2 separate regions of the Homo sapiens genome follow, and region 2 is linked to region 1. The links are chromatin loops, found by intact Hi-C in ENCODE. Cell type or tissue: sigmoid colon. All regions are shown on one strand.

What was found. A loop is a pair of places that touch in the nucleus more often than their neighbours do. Peaks named below come from ENCODE experiments on the same cell type or tissue, not always from the same donor. Only the 100,000 strongest peaks of a DNase experiment are listed, where the experiment ranks them.
Region 2: a loop joins it to region 1, with 2.4 times the contacts of the local background. A loop is called at or near these places in 1 of 110 quality-filtered maps.

The regions. Positions count from the first base shown.
Region 1 is chr2:66,994,580-66,997,079 of GRCh38, forward strand. The region is part of intron 1 of LOC105374785 (a long non-coding RNA gene); the gene reads right to left. Among named protein-coding and RNA genes, the nearest start is that of LINC01628, 73 kb to the left of the region's middle. RefSeq lists an enhancer at 120-1,720. In sigmoid colon, no CTCF peak of the experiment used is centred here; a DNase peak (open chromatin) is centred at 1,222.
Region 2 is chr2:66,895,744-66,898,243 of GRCh38, forward strand. No RefSeq gene overlaps it. Among named protein-coding and RNA genes, the nearest start is that of LINC01799, 7.4 kb to the right of the region's middle. In sigmoid colon, no CTCF peak of the experiment used is centred here; DNase peaks (open chromatin) are centred at 1,538 and 2,098.

The DNA of each region.
Region 1 (2,500 bases):
TTTGATGGGCATTTGGCTCCCATCCACATTTTTGCCATTATGAATAAAACTGCTGTGAACATTCTTGGACAAGTCTTTTTTGTGAACATATACTTTTCATTTCTTCAAGGTAAGTACCCAGAAATGAAATGCTTGGGTCATAAAATATGTGTGCATTTGGCTTTGTAAGAGACTAGAAAGTAGTTCTCCACAGTGGTTGTACCACTTTACACTCCTACCAGCAGTGTCACAGTGTGTGAGAGAATTCTAGTTGTTTTGCATTTGGTGTTGATGGTCTTTTTAATTTTAGCCATTCCAGTGTAGTGATAACTCATTGTGGTTTTAATTTGCACATCCTTGATGACAATCCATGTTGAGTCTCTCAGCACAAACATGTTTTCTTTTAATCTTTTACTGAATCTCATTTCCACCTTTAAAATACAATCTGCCTTTGAATCTAAGAAACATTTCGTTTACAACCTCACCACATGATGGAATTTCAGCTTGATTCTTACTTGCTCTTTTAGATTATGCTTACCTCCCACAATTATTCCTGAGAATTTTGGTTCTGAGTATCTGAGCATGGGCTGGCAGACATAGTAACAATATTTTCTCATGAAATAATGCTCAGTTCTTTCTCTGATGGTATTTAAATTTGCCATCCCAGGCTCTTGTACTCAAATATATTGATAGTGTCCCATGTGTGTTCCCTGACACTTGGGTGTAATTGTGGTGAACTTTGAATTCCCATCTTAAGGTCAGTTATTAACTATTGATGGATTCTCCTTTTCTCCACTTAATGCTAAAGTATTCATACTAACCAAGACAGATGGGAATGGCTAAGGAGTTTTTCAATGCCATTGCTGTGTAAGCTGTCTTTTGCTTCCCTCATGTGAGAAACTCAAAGCTCTTTTGTAGAGAAGATCATTTATTCAAGGTAAAGGGGAAAAAAAAGGAAAAGAAAGAAAGCTCCCGCATATATTCTGAAAACCCCCCAGTTTTCAAAGCCCCATATACTTTTGCTGGAACAGAGTTTTCTGGTCATTAAGGAGGAGAAAATGGCATCTTTGACAACAATCTTGGCTGACCCACTTTGGAGCCAAATGGGATCCAGGTGTAAGAAGGATGGCCAGGACTTCAACATCCCGGACAAGACACCCTGACAAACAACGGCACCGTTTTTGGATTTCCCAGGAGGCAGAAGAGTGCCCTGTGAGATTTATAAACACATCCACAATAAATGGGAGGCTGAAGTTTAAACTGTTATGGAGCCTCCTGTGCTGTGCTGCCAAGGTCTCCTGTGATTTAGAGAGGTGACATTTACTGTGTGCAGACCTATTATTCAGAGTGACTGTGTATAGACAATATTTTAAAATGGCTTGCTGTAGATGAAAAATTCTTATTAAGTCAGAAAAACAGTTTAAGTAGGTAACACTCTCTCAGTTTAGTCTGCTATAAGTCTTACTGTCTTGCCACATGGAAAGTGCTTGGGGTGGGAGGTAGTGACACCTCACAGGTGCTGGCTAAAATACTATTTCCGGAGCAAACAGAATCAAGGCATCAGCTGGGACCAAGGCACTAATTGCACATCTGAAGTTAAACTCGGAGGCATTTTTTTCAGGTTTCTTCCCTTCAATGCAGTTTTCCTTTAGTACTGATGCAATGCCATGGTTCAACAAATAGTGCATGGTAGAAAGAACACTGAGAGTCTAGAAACTAGGGAAGTAGGTTCTGCCACACTCTAGTAGTGTGTTCTCATAGATGTTCATTAACTACCATGATCCTTGGTTTCTCTAATCTGCAAAATTTAAGGATTGGGTAAGGTAATTTCTAAAATCTCTACAAGACATGTCTCTTTTTTGTTGCCTACTTTTAGAGAGGAGTGCCTGCCAGCCTCTGGTGGCTGTATAGTACTTTATGGGCCAGCAAGAGCATTTCTACATCATCACTTTTTCTCATTTAAACTCCATGTAGTCCTGAGAAGGAGGCAGAGAAATTATTGTTGTGCCATTTCTTCAAGTGAGAAAACTGAGGCTCAGAGAGGTTAGGTGACATGGCCAAGATCACATGGCTGGAAAACCCCCCCAACCCCACAGTTCGCCTCTTAGTCCAAGACTCTGTGTCATCACGTTTCTTATACTTCTGCCTGCCATAAGATCTCTGGAAATGGTTGCATGTGGTTCACCAGGAGAAAATAATTGCTGCAATAGAGATATGAATGGAGAGGGGTAAGAGGACAGACATAGACCCTCTTTTCAGAAATCTTCCAGGACAGACTGAAATGTTTCTGCCTAATCAAACTCTACCTATTGTTCCTTTCATTTTAGATTCAGAAGGTACATATGTAGGTTTGTTACATGAGTATATTGTCCAATGCTGGGGTTTGGGCTTCTATTTACCCATCACCCATATAGTGAGCATAGTAACCAATAGGTAGTTTTTCAATCCTTGCCTCCCTCACTCCCTCCCCTATTTTTGAGTCCCCAGTGTCAATTGTCTCCATCTTTATGCTCATGATACC
Region 2 (2,500 bases), 99 kb before region 1:
ATTTACTTAACTCCTAATGGGAGCCTGAATCTTTCTGGTTCCTGTGTCCACACTCTTTCCAATGAGCACTCTTTCATGTCCAAACTCTTTGAAGTAAGGGTCTATACTAAGAGACCTTTAGGTTAGCTAAGGGTGGTTCCAGGGTTAGAATTGTTATATGGCCAACCTCTGGTCAAGACACAGTTGAAAGTTTGTAAAGTTTGGGCAACTTGTGTTTGGTTCTTCTTTTTTTCTCTCTCTCTTTCCCCTTTCTTCATTCTTTGCCCACTTGAAGATCAAACTCTACTCCTGGCATCAGTATCTCCAGACTGCTTTCTAGATGCTCATGAGTTCCATAGCACCATATCTTATCAGAACAGTTCTCATGGACTCCTTCCTGACTTACTTGTCCCAAATTTCATTTTCTTAAGACTCTGCTCTCTGCTGGGTGGTGATGTGTGGTCATGGCTTTGCAGACACAGCAGCCTTCTGCTGGGTTAGTTAACTAGCCTTCCAAGAGACCAGACATTTTAACTGAGATACAAATCCACCCAAGAGCATTAGAGAGAGCTTGGAGTAATGCTGCAGATATCAGGCACTAGGGTCTTGAGGATTAAGTAGCAAGGTCACCTCTTTAACAGGGCTATCAACATTTTAATGGGGATTAAAGCCCTGAGCTCAAGTGGTAAAACTGATAAGACATTTCAGGATAGTGATTTTAAGAAGGGCAATAAAAGAACAACTAGGCCTTTCTGGGTCTCTTAAAATTTATCCTCTACTAGACCAAATTCTTCCTGATGATAAACCAATTTTTGATCAAGACAGTAAATGTCTGGGTGCATATGTCTAAGTTGGCTTAATTGGAACACACAAAAAAGGGAACTTTAATGTTTCAGTAATAAAGAATTCCAGCAGGACCAAAATAGCAACAACTATTTGTTAGTTAGACTAGGCTCCATGTGATCCCAGCCTCTGCATGATAAAGATATCAATGATTTCATTGTACTCAAAGAGTTTCTATTAATTAATCAATCATCCAATGCTTTCTGAGCACTTGCTGTGTCCAAGGCCTTGTGCTGGGGTGGAGATAAAGGGTCTTGCTAACATACGAAGGGCTTAAAGTAATTGAATATATTCACAAAACCATGTAATTTAATGTGAGGTTTTGCAGCAGGACATGGAATTGATATATGTATTATATACTCATTTATTAGTTTATTCATTTGACAAAATTTATATGAAGGCAGAATATTCCAGGTACCATGCTAGACCTTGGGAGATATCACTGAGAAACAGAGGCAGTCTGAACTCCAAGGGCCAATATTTTGATAAAGAACACAGGTACAGTATGATGCTTCCAGTAAAATGGGATTAGGACTATGAAAAATCAGTTATCCGGGCAAGTTTTACCATGAAAGCACACAGGTCGATGGCTAGACCTTGTCTTGAGGTGATAACAAAAGCATTCTGGAGGAGGAGATGCCCAAGGGAGACCTGGTGGATAAGGAGTGAGCCAGGCCAAATGTGGAGGGGAGGGGGCAAGAAGGAAGGAGGGAACAGCATGTACAAGGACTGGAAACAAGAGAGGCTGGCCAAGCGTGGGACAGTCAATAGCTCAGTATGGTAAGGAGTTAGAATTTAAGACATGCAAATTGTGGAGGATGTAAGTGGAGAGGGAAAGAAAGGCTGATTCATGAAGATAGTTGAATTCATGCCAGGGTGTTTAGATGTTATTTTGGGGACAATGGCAAATCACAGATGAATTTTAACTATGGCAGCCATTTCAATCATTATAATGTGGTATATATGGGAAAACAAAGTAATTTTGCTTCTCTGGAAAACATAGTAGGCTAACAGAAATGCCTGAAGCTAATAACCAAACTATCTTGAAGATTTTGACTTATCTGTGGTGGTAATTGTGGCATGAAGTGTTCAGAAGTGTTTTTTGTTCTTTCCATGGATCTCTCTTTAGTGAGATTCCTTAGGAAATAAATAAAAGACATTTTTGAATAAGAAGTTAGTAAAAGTCATAAAGGACTAGAGTTAGAGTAGATATTGTGCAGCTGTGTCTGGCTGAAGCCAGAAAGTGAAAATTAAGCAGCTGACACATATCTCCTTATAACTTTCATTGAGCAGACAACCTCCCCTCACCCCCACCACTCCTGTCTTACTCTATGTACATTTTTTAATGTGAAAACGATTAAAAAATGTTCTAAAGTTAATAAAATATACAACTTGACCTGGTTAATCTGAACCAGTTTGCAAACTCCCTTTATATTTGGATAAAAAAATAAACCTTCAGATTAACAAACTCTTGGCAAATTCCCTGCCTCTCATGTTAGTGAATTCTTTACTAGTTACATTTCCGGCTCCCCAGACATGGGGATGAATTAAGCCTGGAAAAACCAGGCAGGGCTGTAATTACATTAAGCATTTTTTTTTTTTTTGCAATAAGAAAAAGTGTGTCAGAGCATAAAGATATCCTTAAGGTGACATTTGCTTTGACCTGCCAAGTTTTGGA